Regions from separate parts of the Homo sapiens genome. Here region 1 is linked to region 2. A link is a loop called in an ENCODE intact Hi-C map of the cell type or tissue named here. Cell type or tissue: heart left ventricle. All regions are shown on one strand.

Evidence for each region. Hi-C counts contacts between places; a loop is a spot of excess contacts. Peaks named below come from ENCODE experiments on the same cell type or tissue, not always from the same donor. Only the 100,000 strongest peaks of a DNase experiment are listed, where the experiment ranks them.
Region 1: it touches region 2 in a loop (3-fold over the local background); 5 of 110 quality-filtered maps call a loop at or near these places.

Annotation. Positions count from the first base shown.
Region 1 is chr16:77,918,585-77,926,584 of GRCh38, forward strand. All of the region lies in intron 7 of VAT1L (vesicle amine transport 1 like), which reads left to right. Among named protein-coding and RNA genes, the nearest start is that of CLEC3A, 100 kb to the right of the region's middle. RefSeq lists an enhancer at 482-981. In heart left ventricle, no CTCF peak of the experiment used is centred here; no DNase peak of the experiment used is centred here.
Region 2 is chr16:77,857,774-77,865,773 of GRCh38, forward strand. VAT1L (vesicle amine transport 1 like) reads left to right here. Exons shown (of 9, transcript NM_020927.3): 4 at 4,975-5,117. Among named protein-coding and RNA genes, the nearest start is that of VAT1L, 73 kb to the left of the region's middle. In heart left ventricle, no CTCF peak of the experiment used is centred here; no DNase peak of the experiment used is centred here; H3K4me3 peaks cover 442 bases; H3K27ac peaks cover 5,939 bases.

The sequences.
Region 1 (8,000 bases), 61 kb after region 2:
TGCTGGGAGGGTGCGACCCATTTGGCTGATCCATGCTGTAAGGAGGATGGAAAAATACCATCTTCCAATTGGTTCTCAATATCCAGCTTCATCCCGGAAACTGTAAGTTTAATATGGAAAGGCAATGAATGCATCAGCCCTCCCAAGCTGATCATTCCTAAATCTTACTTTGCCCATTTTTCTCCTCCTTCCAACTCTGAGCTCCCTGGAGGAAGGAGCCTTCCCTTATTGATCTCAAGGTTCAGAACGCATAGCAGAACACCCAGCCTAAGATAGGCTCCCAGTAAATGTTTGTTCAGTAGAATAAGTTCTCTCTCTCCTGAGCTTACCATGGCTATTAGTTAAAATTAAGTTGCTCAGGAAGCAGGCACCATCCATCATTCCTTCCTATCTAGCTTCTTGTTTATTCAAGAGAGTCGTGGCTATGTAAACAGTGCTGAGGCATTCTGCAGTAGAGGCTGTGCCAATAGGGGAGAGGAAGTGCATTGAATCCAACTAGGCACTAATGAAAGGCTGAAAGTCCTTCTGGAGTTTTGAGGGTGTGTGTGTGTGCATGTGTGTGCATGCATGTGTGTGCACGCATGTGTGCATGTGCATGTGTGTGTGTGTTTCAGCAGCTTTCTCTGCAACCTAGGTGTCCAGGGGAAAACAGAGAGCCCCTTGTGCTTCCTGATTTGCAAACCAGACCGGTGCCTTTCATTGACAGGTGTTGTGCCTAGACCAGGATGCTGTTTTGATTGGAAAGGATGCTGGACTGATTAGTTGAAACAAAACATTCTCCAATTAACAGAAATAGAAGCTGGAGCTGGAATGTGAAGTGTTCAGCAACAGTGTTGCCAGGCAGCCTATTTAAAATTAATTAGAGGTAGAGATACATGGAACTGAAAAACACCACCCGCTTCCCTGCTTAAGAGAGCTGGGGTAGGATGAATGATGTGGGAATTTGCAAGCGTTACTGAGCGAGTCTGAACTGCCTTCTCAGATCCCATTTTTTCAATTGGTGGCTCTCATGCAGATGAGTGAGTCAATGTGTGAAATAGAGGAGAGATGACTGTGATAGAGAAGGACAAAGAAATTACAAAATATCCCTCGCTTTCTAAATGCCCTTAGCTCCTGAGTTTGCAGAGCAAGAATTCAGAAATTCAGAATTCACAGAGCAAGAGATACCTATTACTATTAATAAAGGTTCAGTATATCTCATTTATCTAAAAAACAAACCTTGGCCGGGCGTGGTAGCTCACACCTGCAATCCCAGCACTTTGGGAGGCCAAGGGAGGCAGATCACTTGCGGTCAGGAGTTTGAGGCCAGCCTGGCTAACATGTGAAACCCCATCTCTACTAAATAAATAAATAGCCGAGTATGGTGGTGGGTGCCTGTAATCCCAGCCTCTTGAGAGTCTGACATACGAGAATTGCTTGAACCTGAGAGGCAGAGATTGCAGTGAGTCAAGATGGTGCCCCTGCACTCCAGCCTGGGCTACAAAGACTCTGTCCAAAAAAAAATAAATAAATAAAATCAAACCGTATCCGGATACAAACAAAATTCCAGAAGGAAAAGCAAAGTGATTGCTGTAAGGATTGCACAGAGCTGCCAAGCATTCACCCATTCAAACAGGACCTAGTCAGTCCCTGGAAACTTTTGCTTTTCATTCAAGTCTGGCCATTGCAAATCTTGGCTGTGTCTAATCTGATCTGGTGTGAGTTACGAATGTTCAAAAGGTGGAGGAAACTGATAGAGGCAGGTCCATTTAAAACTGCCAGAAGTGATAGCCTGTATCCCAGCAATGCAGGAGAAGGAAGCAGATGAGACCTCCAAAATGCCCTCTCAAGGACTCAGCGACACATAGCTGCCATTTTTAGTAGGAACAAAACAACTCCACACACCTCATCAGCATTTGAAAACACCCCCTGAATTATACTTAGAAGACTGAATATCGAAATATGTATGTGTTCATATGTCAATATATGTATATGAATGTATATAATATATAAATGTGTGTGGATATAGTCATGCTCTGTATAATGACATTTCAGTCCACAGACGTTTGCTTAAGACAGTGATCCCATAAAATTCTAATACCATATTTTTACTGTACCTTTTGTATGTTGATGTGTTTAGATACATGCTTACCATTGGGTTACAATTGCTTACAGTATTCAGTCCAGTAACATGCTGTACAGATTTGTAGTCTAGGAGCAATAAACTGTACCATACGGCCTAGGTGTATGGTAGGCTATACCGTCAAGGTTTGTGTAAGTTCACTCTATGATGTTCACACAATAACAAAACCCCCTAACCATGCATTTCTCAGAATGTATCCTCATCATTAGGTGTCATATGACTGTGTGTGTGTGTGTGTGTGTAGTGTGTATGTGCATATATACACACACACACATACATACATACATGTAGATAATTCATCAGAAGTTAACACAAATATCCATTTCATTAGATCAGCAGTGGCAAATCAGCTTTATCTCATTTGCCAGTTTCATTGCCTCGAAGGGCTACCTGGAAATCTGTTTGCACAAGGACTCTGATGCCAAATCTTATCTTAATGGTAAGAAGGGCCATTACTGACAGGAATAGCATCATGGGGCTGGGCAAGGAAGCAAGCCAGTCTTTCTTTCCAGCTGGAATAAGCCATAGCCCAAGAACACTGTAAATCGGGACTATTCCTCTGACTCCTCATGGAATTGCTTTTACTGAACAATATGTTGACATTCCCCTATGTTTGCACTGAGACGTGTTGCATTAAGAAGCAGCTCTATTGTGTATCTCATACGGGTGCTTGATAACTTTATCCATGGAAGTGACTCTCCTTTAGGAGAACCCATGGAAGAAATACATCCAGTGGGAGAGAAAACTATTTCTCTTGAGAAATGTGTTTGTTCTGATCTTCTGGGGACCACAGATCCTTTAATTAGTTACATTCCTATTTTTGCATCGGCTGTGGAAGTCAGATATGCACTCTCCTGTAAACCTATGCAGGACCTTTCGTATCTATTTTATCTGTTCCTCTTACCTGTGACTTAATTTTATGTCTCTACTAATATTTTCCCTTTGTCCTAATTTGGTCACTTTATTTGTGACTTTTAGGCACTTGTACTAAGTCACCTCAAATCCTACTTGAATAAGTAACAATCAAGGAAACTTGTACACTTTTTTTTCTTTTTGAGACAGGATCTCACTCTGTTGGCCGGGCTGGAGTGCAGTGGCACAATGACAGCTCACTGCAACCTCTACCTCCCAGGCTCAAGCAATCCTCCCACCTCAGCCTCCCGAGTAGCTGGGACTACAGGTGCATACCACTACACCTGGGTAATTTTTATAATTTTTTTTTATGGTGACAGGGTCTCACTATGTTGCCCAGGCTGGTCTTGAAGCCCTGGGCTCAAGCAATTCTCTTGCCTCAGCCTCCCAAATTGTTGGAATTACAGGCATGAGCCACTGCATTCTAGCCACATATACTTTAGAAAAACCTTTTTTTCAGGTTAGCACCTACTGAGACAAGTTACTTTCTGGAAAATTTAAGCATGTGGAATATTTTATTTCATAAATGAAGAATCTCTCGCTGTGTGAGTTTGGGATGGCGGGCGGGGGTGGAGGGGCAGTGTCTGTATGTGTCTCTGTGTATCTGTGTCTATGTCTGCGTGTACAAATGCATGTACAACATCCATGTGGTTCTTATTAGGTCTTGGAATTAAAAGGTACTCTGTTCAAGCTGAGTTTCTCAGAGCCACAGAATTATAGTAATTACCAAGGCCAGTTCCATCAAGGCAGCAGAGTCACACACGTTTCAAATGAACAGACAAAGGGAGCCTAAGCCACTGTTAGAAATGTGCTGCTTATTAATGGCTGCAAAGGAAAATTCTTTTCCTGCCTTGGCCTCAGAATGCAAGGAGATTAATTCTTAACAATGAAAAGACAGGCAGCTGTCAGCGGCTTGTCACAGCTGGGCATGTGATGAAGAGAGAGGTGCTGTGACATGTGCCAGCAAGGACAGGACTTATGCAGTGGAGAAGTAGGGAAACAGCCTCGAAAATAGGGCAAAGGGAGAGGACGGTATTAAAGTGAATGCCACTCTATGTGCCTGGCAGTGTTTTAGGCACTTTTTAGAAATTCCCTTTAAGCTTGCACACTCCCAAACGCTTCCCATTTGATGGATAAAAACGGTGAGGAACAGAGGGCTGAAACCCCCTCCCCATGGAGCCAGGATTTAAACCTAAGTTTGCCTGACTTTCCAACCCATGCCACTCTCACTGTGCCAGTGGCCCTCAAAGTGTGCACTGTGAACCACCTGAGTTGGAATTCCTGGGGAGCTTTATAATGCAGATTCCGGGACCTCAACCCAGACCTGTTTGTTCAATCTTCGTTGACGTCTACAAGCACTAAATCTTCAGAGCCACCACTGTACCTTGCAGCCTGTTAAAAGTCAGCAGTTCCTTGCCACAGTGGTGGGCTTTGGAGAGTTCTCCCAGCTCTCAATTCCTCCTTCAGCAGGAGACCCTGCAACCTGTGTGACCCCCCGAACCTCGGCTTCTGGAGGACAATTCTGAACATCCGTTAAAAGGAATAACTTTGGCTGGGCGCAGTGGCTCACGCCTGTAATTGCAGCATATTGAGAGGCCAAGGTGGGTGGATCATGAGGTCAGGAAATCGAGACCATCCTGGTTAACATGGTGAAACCCCGTATCTACCAAAAATACAAAAAATTAGCTGGGCATGGTGCCGCGCACCTGTAGTCCCAGCTACTCAGGAGGCTGAGGCAGGAGAATAGCTTGAACCCTGGAGGCAGAGGTTGCAGTGAGCCAAGATCATGCCATTGCATCCTAGCCTGGGAGACAGAGCAAGACTCTGTCATGGATGAATGAATGAATGGAATAAACTCAGGGGCCCAGAATCAGGTCTTAAAATCTTGGTCCCTGGAAAGATTGATGTTAACAAAATTAAGCCAGCATCCTCACCTATCAGGTTTTTTCTACTCTCTGTTGGACTTCTGTAGAATTTCTTTGGTATTTTTCAGAAGCCAGCCTCCTGCCTAGTCACACAGCTTTCTCCTCCGGGCCTCAGTTTCCCAATCTGTAAAGTGAGGGAGATGGACAAAGGCTTCTCCCAAGCCTGCTTCTTTCTCAAAGTTGGTACCCAGGGTGGCTTCACACAGTTTTTGAAAACAAAGTGCCTTCACTACACTGGGGAGAGAGGAAAACAAAACAAAACAAAACAAAAGCTGCTGTGAAAACCATCCCAGGATAGCTCATATGAGCTTAGCAGCCGACACACTGGTGTGTACAGGACCCATTTGTCAAGCTGACTGTCTCTCCACAAGCTTGGATTTCTCCCTCATGGTCTGGGGTCTGCCTTCCCCCCCTCCCTTCCCCCAGTAAAGATGAGGAAATCTATTTATGCAGCTCTGAAACTAGACACACAAGAAGTTGCATCCCCACTGGTTCTTACCAGCTGTGAGACACTGAGCAACTGATTCAACATCTCTGAACCTCCTTGTCTCCATGTGTACATAATACAGATGTCAGCTGGCATCCCCCTTTCTCCCGGAGAAGCTATATTGACTCAGACACCCCCGAGTCAATGTTGTGGTCTTTGAAAGTCTGAAACTCTTCCTTCAATATTTGCTATTTTCTAGGGCTTATGATCTGGAGGTTTTCCTCATGACTGCAGGCAGGATCTCTTTTTCATGCAGGACCACCCCAGCATCAAGCTCAGCCTCTTCACTGGGTCCCATAAGATGCCCCTCCCTGGCACACATATCAGGCATTTTAAGCTTTAGTGTATGAGAGCCGGGAATGAGCACATCAAAATGCACAAACTCCCAGCCTTCTCCAAGCTTCCACCCACTTCTTATTTTCCTTCCTCCCCACTGTTTTTTTTTCCTGAGACAGAGTCTTGCTCTGTCATCCAGGCTGGAGTGCAGTGACACAATCTCGGCTCACTGCAACCTCCGCCTTCCAGATTCAAGCGATTCTCCTGCCTCAGCCTCCCAAGTAGTTGGGATTACATACGTATGCCACCACACCCACCTAATTTTTTGTATTTTTAGTAGAGACGGGGTTTCACCATGTTGGCCAGGCTGGTCTTGAACTCCTGGCAAGTGATCTGCCTGCCTTGGCCTCCCAAAGTGCTGGGATTACAGGCGTGAGCCACCACGCCTGGCCCATTTACCCTTATTTTCATATCCCCTCAACCCAGACTCCAAGACCTTCAATTTTTCCCCCTCTGTCTAGCAGGGTAATGTCTCAAGAATATCAGCAAATAAATTACCTAAGCCCTGGGTAGAGAGATAGCCAGCTCAGTCTCTGTACCTTTTCATTTTACTAAAGGATTTCTTTCCAAATACATGGCCCTTTCCATAAGAATTAAGATATGTAAAACTATCTCTGTCTAATAGTGTATGCATTAAAGGTAAGAATACTCACCCACAAGGCTTTTGAGAACATGGGTGGTCCGTTATGTAAAGCTCCTCATGGAATGTTCAGCTTATAGGTAGTCCTCAAAATTAGTAGCTTTTGCCTTCCCTACCACCAAGCAATGGTTACTGCCAGGGCACACTAGGGTCAGGCAAGCAAGGTACCTAGTGTACACAATTTAAGGAGGCACTCACTCTCAGGTTCACGTGCAGCCTGGAGAGTGAGGGCCTCCTTAAATTTTACACCCCCTGGTCTTTCTCTTGCCTAGTCCTGGCCCTGGTTGCAGAATTGGCCAAACCATCTACCCCTTCTGGTTATCTGAATCTGACAAATGTGAATTTGATCCCAGCTTTACCAAATAGTCACTAATTTCACCTCGATCAAGTGGCTTGAGTTTCAGCCTACCATTTACAAAATCAAGCTAATAATACCCCTTAGTGGAAAGGGTTGTTTCGGGGTATTAAAGAGGTCCATATATGCAATGGCGCTTCAATCAATATTGCTTTTCTCTGCCCAGAGTCAATATAAGAACAAAAGATTATTTCAGCTTTCCACGTTCTAGCGTTTTCACTGCTTCCTTTAATAAAATGAACTCAGCAGGAGATGAGACTAGCTAGCCCAGAACTGTTTTTACAGTTTCCCTTCCTAAAATCAATTTTGCTTTTCCCTCGTTCTGCAGATGACGTAAAATCTAGAGAGACTACAGGAAATTGAAAGAATAAAATAGATGGTGATCCTGCAGAGTTGTTGCTGGGTTACAGAAAAGTGCCTTTTGAGAAATCTACCAAACAACATAAAAAGCCAGAAGCAGCATCTTCCTTTAATTCCCCCCACCTCCCCCTGCTTCTGGCTTTGAAAGTCCTTGACCATGAAGCTGCCTAGATGCTTTATTGGGTCCTTGAGTGATCAATGGCATGTATGCATTTGATCCTTTACTGCTGATAATCTGTCATTAAAAAATAGGAGTCGGGGCCGGGTGCGGTGGCTCATACCTGTAATCCTAGCACTTTGGGAGGCCGAGGCGGGTGGGTCACGAGGTCAGGAGATCGAGACCATCCTGGCTAACACTGTGAAACCCCGTCTCTACTAAAAATTAGCCAGGCATGGTGGCGGGCGCCTGTAGTCCCAGCTACTCAGGAGGCTGAGGCAGGAGAGTGGCGTGAACCCGGGAGGCGGAGCTTGCAGTGAGCCGAGATCGCACCACTGCACTCCAGTCTGGGCAACAGAGTGAGACTCCGTCTCAAAGTAAAAAAAAAAAAAAAAAAAATAGGAGTAATAAAATAGGAGTTGGGCCAGGCACGGTGGTGCACACCTGTAATCCCAGCACTTTGGGAGGCTGAGGCAGGCAGATCGCCTAAGGACAGGTGTTTCGAAACCAGCCTGGCCAACATGGTGAAACCCCATCTTTACTAAAAATACAAAAGTTAGTAGGGTGTGGTGGCAGGCGCCTGTAATCCCAGCTACTCAAGAGGCTGAGACAGGAGAATCGCTTGAACCTGGGAGGCAGAGGTTGCCATGAGCTGAGACTGCACCATGCACTCCAGCCTGGGTGACAGAGCAAGACTCCATCTCAA
Region 2 (8,000 bases):
TATTATATGTTATATAATAATATAAGTACATAAGTGATTTGGATTACCTATATTATCTCTCTCTTTTTTTTTTTTTTAACCATGTGCATGTTTTTCTTTAAAATAGAAATAGTGAAGTTCTGCTTCAGTCAGAACCTGCATAGGTTAATTAAATGCACGCTTTACTCCAACTCTACAACACTAAAGGACATGAAGGCTGCAAAACGACTGGGAAGGGCTGCCCCCATACACTCAACTCCTCCAGTTTCTCATGCATCCGTCCACCAAGTTTTACCAGACATTTACTATGTGCCAGGTTCTGCACTGGGCACAGGAGCAGAGGGCCGGTGGAGACACAGTCCCTGCCCCCACAGAGCTCACAGATGGGGCAGGCAGAAGCCACAGAGGCCGTGGTGGTCACGCTTCGGGAGAAAAGAACCACAAGTCAAAGGGGCACAAAAGGGGGCAACCAACTCTATCTGGGATGCTGGAAAGGATTCCTGGGGATGGAGATGACTGAGTGGGAATAGCCCTGATTGGAAGAAGAAAGAGGAAGGGAGGGCATAATGAGAAGGGGGAAAGCATGTGGGGAAACTGGCGTTGATGCTAAAATAGCATAGTCACGCAGGATCTGATAGCAGGATAGCAGATATGCTGCTACTGCAAATGTAATAAGACCAAGAAAAATAGTAAGAGAGGACTTAGGAGTAGTGATAGCAAGTATGTATTGAGCATTGATTGTTCTAGGCACTTTGATGCATTATATCACGTAATCTCACAGTAAACCTAGACTGTGTAGAGTATTGCTAACCAAATATTTTAGACGAGTGAACAGAGGTGCCAATACGTTGCTCAGCTGGTATGTGTGGCAGCCAGGAGTGAAGCAGATCAAGCTGTTACTCTAGTGGTGTTGGAGCAGACATCTAACCTCTGTAAACCTCAGCTTCTTCCTCAGTAAAATAAGGTGACGCTGGGCACAGTGGCTCATGCCTGTAATCCTAGTGGTTTGGGAAGCCAAGATTGATTACTTGAGGCCAGGAATTCTAGACCAGCCTGGGTAACATAGTGAGACCCCATCTTTACAAAAAAAAATTTTAAAAAGGCTGGGCTTGGTGGCTCACACCTGTAATCCCAGCACTTTGGGAGGCCGAGGCGGGCGGGTCACCTGAGGTCAGGAGTTCGAGACCAGCCTGACCAACATGGAGAAACCCCGTCTCTACTAAAAATACAAAATTAGCCAGGCATGGTGGCACATGCCTGTAATCCCAGCTACCCTGGAGGCTGAGGCAGGAGAATCGCTTGAACACAGGAGGCAGAGGTTGTGGTGAGCTAAGATCGTGCTGCTGCATTTCAGCCTGGGCAACAAGAGCGAAACTCCATCTCAAAAAAAAAAAAAAACTATTTGGGTGTGGTGGCATGTACCTGTAGTCCCAGCTACTGGGGAGGCTGACGCAGGAGGATCACTTGAGCCCAGGAGTTCAAGGTTGCAGTGAGCCATGATTGAACCACTACACTCCAACCTGACAGAGTGAGACCCTGTCTCTAATAACAAACAAAAGTAAGATGAAAGGTCATTCTGAGAATGCCAGGGTTGAGGGCTGCACAATGCCATGCTCATGGCAAATGCTAACTGTGGTGGCTGAAGTTCGGTGTGTGTTAGGGAGTAGAAATTGGAAAAGCGGAGGAAATAAGTGAATGAGGGGAGACTGGGTCAGATAATAGGGGCCAGTCTAGTGTGATAAACTAGATGTGTGCATTTTATTCTGAAAGCTGTGATGGACATTGGGAAGTCCAAAATAAATAGTGACATGTTCAGTGTTGTGTTTGAGAAATGTCACTCTGACCACAGAAGGACTTTTGGAAACAGCCAGGTCAGGTGGAGGAGTGTTGTCATAGTCCAGGGTGAGAAATGTGATGATCCAGACTAAGAAGAGACAGTTATAAGAGCTGTCGAGGACAAAGAGATAACACAGTTTCTGAATATAGGGACGTGGGGTTGAGGGAGGAAGAGGAGGCCAGGATGCTGCCCAGATTCCTGGCTTTAACGCTGGGGAATGGTGCAGTCCATCCACTGAAGCAGGAAACACAGTAAGAGGAGTGTTAAATTGCATCCCACCCCCACCACTCCAAATTCATATGTTGAAGCCCTAACCCCCAGTACCTCACAACGTCACTTTATTTGGAGATAGGGTCTTTACAAAGGCAATCGAGTTAAATTGAGGTCACTGGAGTGGGCCCTCATCCAATATGGCTGGTGTCCTTATGAGAAGGGGAAATTCGGACACAGAGTGTCATAGAGAGAAGACGGCGTGGAGAGACGCAGGGAGAATAGGCACATCTACAAGCCGAGGAGAAAGGCCTGGAATAGATCTTTCGCTCACATCCCTCAGAAGGAACCAACCCTGCCAACACCTTGATTTTAGACTTTGAGCCTCCAGAACTGTGAGAAAAGGAATTTCTGATGTTTAAGCCACTGGGTCAGTAGAACTTTGTTACAGCAGCACTAGGAAACTGACTTAGGGAGTAACTCATTCAGAGATGGCCACGAGTTAGGTTTTGGATCAGTTGAGTGTGATGTGTCGCTTTTGGGACAGCCAGGTGGAGACAAATGCCAAAACGATAGAGACCCAAGTCCAGGACTCAGTGGGCAGCTTGGGACCGGAGATTAACACATGCCAATCATTTTGGACACTCTGGCATTCATAGCACAGTGCAACCAGTACAGAATAGAAATTTGAAAAATAGTTGAATGAATAAATGAATATCCTATTTGCCTAAGGACAGAGGGCGAAGGGAATACAGGGAGACTGGAACTAATTGTAATTTCCCATCCCAGTAGTAAGAAGGTTATCTCAAGCGCTGTCCATAAGGAGCTATAACTATGACATATCTGAGGCCAGCAAATTTTAGAGAATTGCTGCATTGGTTGCTGATATTTACCCTCCCTAGAAAAGATAGTCCTCTCTTTGCTTTATAAAATCTAGAAGGCAGGAGAATTAAACAAGTATCAATGCTATTCTTAGGACAGAAAACTATAGCCTGTCCAGAGTCTCAGGTTCATGCCCATATTCTGAAATGTTGACCTCCAAGGGAGTGTGCCAGCAACATGTCTATTTTAGGTAGGAAGTTTAAAGCCTGCTTTGCTTAAAATGTCAAAATAAGTAGACAGCATAACAATGGAAAGTGGTAATAAGTGGAAACCAGGAGACCTTACTTTGAATCCCAGATTTGCCTCTGAAAAAGTGGGTAACCTTAACCTTTCTGAATGTCTTTTCCTTTATCTATAGAGCAGTCAGGGGAGGGGGTAATTGGATGATCTTCCAACTCTGACATTCTGTGATTCTCTCAGTGTTGCCTTTAATTGCAACGGGTGATAAGATGACATTTCCATAAATTGACCTGCCAACCTGATTTAGTCCGCCAGCATGAAGACATGAAAATAAGATGATAGGCAGAAATTAACATCACAGATGACGCTGGTAGAATATTTTCCCTCCTTAAAATGGCAGATGGAACACCAGAAAGAGACAACACTTGGCTTTAGAATGCACCTTAGTTACCAGAAAACTGGGTTTTACTGGAAAATGCCTGAATATACATGACCACAACATTTTGTCCAATGACTTCAAGTTTGACCATACTGAAAAACGATATGGAAAAATAAACCTGCTCCTAACTGCATTTGTGATTTCCCCTGGACCACTTAATATTTAAAACTTGTGTTGACCTCTTCTCTATATGCCTGGACATCTCGGCAATGGATATAATAAGCCCCTAAGGGGGAAAGGTAATTAGGATTTATTATCTAAGTGTCACATTTTGTGCCAGGTCTTTGACCTGTGTTGCAAAATACCTTATTTACACTTCCCTGTAGAAGATGCTGTCAGCCACATCCTATCTTTTCTGCACTTAACATGCCGAAGGTTGCTTAGGACTTCTGTCTGCTGTGGGAGCCCACTTGACTGGAAGAAGCCAGATAGGCACAAGAATTACTATTGCAGAAGCAGCCCTCAACAAGTATCAGATGCAAATGTGCTGGATAAATACTCCGGCTTCCTTGCTCATGGTTGGGATAACTCAGAGGCGTATTCTACACTTGCTCACAGGGTTCCCCAGAGGGATTGAGCTCCAGTTACACATGGTAGATATGGCCTTGATAACACATCTTTTATTGGCTGCCTTCTTTTACTGTCTTAATACCTTGTTATTTCCGGAGATCATTGTCCAGGTAAAATACCTACATCCAAATCGTTATCTTAGGTTCGGCTTCTGGGGTACCCAAACTAAGACATCTGCAAGAGCGCTGTGAAGTAGGTGGCATTGTAAGATATCAGTTTTTAAGTCTTGGTGCTTGGATTCGCCTGATTCCCATTGACTTTCCTCTATGCCAGTGATTCTTAACCACAGGACATTTTGTCCTTCCACCAAGGCGACACTTTGCAATGTCTGGATACATTTGTGGTTGTCACAACTGGGAGGATGCTACTGGCATGTAGTAGGTAGAGGCCTGGAGGGCTAAACATCTGACAATGCATAGTACAGTCTCCTACCACAAAGACTAATCCAACCTTAAAAAGGCCCCCCGGGCACAGTGGCTTGCGCCTGTAATCCTAGCACTTTAGGAGGCTGAGGCGGGTGGATTACCTGAGCTCAGGAGTTCGAGACCAGCCTGGGCAACACGGTGAAACCCCATCTCTACGAAAAATACAAAAAATTAACCGGGCATGGCAGCATGTGCCTGTAGTCCCAGCTACTTGGGAGGCTGAGGCAGGAGAATCGCTAGAACACAGGAGGTAGAGGTTGCAGTGAGCCGAGATCGCACCACTGCACATTGCACTCCAGCCTGAGTGACAGAGTGAGACTCCATCTCTAAAAAAAAAAAAAAAAAAAAAAAAGTCAATAGTGCCGATGGAGAAATCCTGCTCTACACCCAGCAAGACTGGCTATGATCTGGTGGCTCCTATGTGTGACATAGCTATTGTCTTTTCCTTCCAGGGTCAAGCTGTGGCTCAGCTGTGTTCCACTGTCCCCAACGTGACTGTCTTTGGAACAGCCTCTACTTTCAAGCATGAAGCAATCAAAGACTCTGTGACCCACCTCTTTGACAGAAATGCAGACTACGTGCAAGAAGTTAAAAGGTAAGATGTTTGCTTTTGAAAAAGCACCAGGCTGGCCCTTGCTCTGCTCTCAAAGAGCAGTAGCACTTATTTAAAAGAGGGATAATAATAATATGTAGCAAACATATATTGGGGGCTTAGTATTATTAGCTCTGTGCCAAATATTTCACACGCATTAGTTCATTTAATCCTCTTAACCTCACTATTATCACCAAGGAACGAATCGGCTAACTTGGAAAGTTAATGTATTAAAGTTACGCTAGCTCCTATTTGACCATCTTAACACATGGAAGTTTATTTCTCATTCATTCACATGATAGCTTAAGGTGGATATTTGGTGGATGATCTTCTGTAAGAGCATTCAGAGACCCAGGCTCTTTTCATCTTATGGTTCCACTATTGTCTTGGGTCTAAAGGTCCTTTGCTTCTAGCCAACAGATGGGCAGACAGCACCAAAGGGTCATGAATAGGAGGTTTTATGGGCCAGTCCCAGAAAGAACACACACCCTTCTCATAGTCTAGCACTACTGCTCAGGTCGTTGGCTACGCCTTACTGAAAGCAAACTGAGAAACCTTGTCATTGGGTGCACCCAGAAAGGCCTGGCACTGGCAGTAAAGGGTGGAGCCTGGAGTCAAGCCAGGCATTTCAACTTCGGAGCCCGTGATTTTCCTGTATAGATAGCACCTCTCTGAACAGTGAAGCATGAGCCAGAATTATCCATAGGAAGAAAGGGGCAGGGAGGGGGCTGCTCTGGGAAAGGAAAGTCGTGTGCATGCATACTGAGGAATGCAAGAGCCTCAGAGGCTGGGAGAACTACAAGAAGGCTTACTGGGGTGCAAGTCCAGGGATGTCTTGTTATCTCATCTAATTATAGGTGTTGGCAAAGGGACACCTGGGGGGAAAGGGAAGAAGGGGCATGAGGTGAGGCTGAGCAAGGAGACAGGTATCAGATGCACATAAAGACCATGTACACCAATCCAGCAAATGTGGACTCCAACCTGGGTGTGACCAAGAGCCACTGACAGACTAAAATGGGGCTATGATTGATTTGAGTTTTGAACAATCACTGGTGGTGCAGAGGGGATGGATGGGTAGAGGGAGGCTGGGGCTGCAAGATCATTTGCTGGCTGTTGCAGTCACCTGGGGGAATGATGGTTTATAACCTGTGATTCTGAAGTTATTGATCATGGCCACATGTTTGTCAGCACAGGGAAGCAGATGGAAACCCAGCTGCCATCATGGTTTTAGATGATTTTGTGTGTCTCACTCTGGCTATTGCTCTGGGCCCCAGGCTTGTTCTCAGGGTCCATGCCACTCAGAGCTTCCGAGAGGATTCAGATTTGGGCCAGAGCCATTGTTTCGGCATTCTCATTTTCCAACACAAAATTGTTACGTACAAAGGTATTACGTTGTCCAGATAGAATCATAATAAAGAAACAAGGCTGGGCACAGTGGCTCATGCCTATAATCCCAGCACTTTGGGAGGCCAAGGAGGGCAGATCACTTGAGCCCAGGAGTTTGAGACCACCCTGGCCAACATAGTGAAGCTCGATCTCTACCTGTGCCCCCCCACAAAAATACAAAACGTAGATGAGCATGGTGATGCATGCCTGTAGTCTCAGCTACTCAGAAGGCTGAGGTGGGTGGATCGCTTGATCCCGAGAGGTAGAGGTTGCAGTGAGCTGAGATCATGCCACTGCACTCCAGCATGGGTGACAGACAGCAAGAGCCTGTCTCAAAAGGGAAACAATTTTCTTCAAATCACAGATTAAGATGGGAAAACTGAAGGACAAGTGGATGGGAGAGCTGGTTATTTGAGGTGATAGTTTTAGAACAGATTTGGTGAAACTTGGGAAGTTTCTTGAAAAGGAGGGGGTTCTGATGGTCTTAGTTTTCAGATTTATTTTTCAATTTTGAATGCAGAGCATTGCATATAATTTAAGGTTGTCCCAATAGTTCCAGCAGGATGTGAAAGGAAAGCTTAAAGCTAGATGTTAGAAGTTGACCCTCTGTTTCTCAGATGTCTAGAGGCTGCAGGCTAATTTTGAGGACATCCATTTGCCCAGTTCCATAGCTCTCAGGTAATTCTTCTTATCCTTTTTTTTTTTTTTTTTTTTTTTTGAGACGGAGTCTCGCTCTGTCACCCAGGCTGGAGTGCGGTGGTGCAATCTCGGCTCATTGCAAGCTCCACCTCCTGGGTTCACGCCATTCTCCTGCCTCAGCCTCCCGAGTAGCTGGGACTACAGGCACCCACCACCACACCTGGCTAATTTTTTGTATTTTTAGTAGAGACGGGGTTTCACCATGTTAGCCAGGATTGTCTTGATCTCCTGACCTCGTGATGCGCCCATCTTGGCCTCCCAAAGTGCTGGTATTACAGGTGTGACTGCGCCCGGTCAGTTCTTCCTATCTTTAACTTGACTCTCTTAAGCTGTGGTCTGGAAAATGAACTATCGTTGTCCCTTCAGTCATTGTTTCTTTGACTTCCTTACGTGTATTTTTGCAAGCATTCTTTCATGTACGCATGAATACAATTGCTTAATACATCTGTGCTTTGTGTCTGTGATGGCCTGGAGACTGTGCCAGAGCCAGAGATCCAGCAATGCCATCTTGAGAGCCACTGTCCTTGTGGAATATAGAGTCTTAACGGAGGGAGAGGGGACAAAAAATAAAACTATAAAGAGAAATAACTGATTCACATTTTCGACATGTGCTCTGGTAGTGAAATGCAAGGTGCTATCGAATACTTACTGATGGAGAAATCAGAAACACTGTCAATCGCAGAGTGGGATTTTGGCTGAGAATTGAGGGATGAGAAGTTGGCCAAAGGAAGAGCATTTCTGACTAGCAGGGATGCCATGGGCTAGGATCCCACATCAGGAAAAGCTTGCTGAACTTATGAA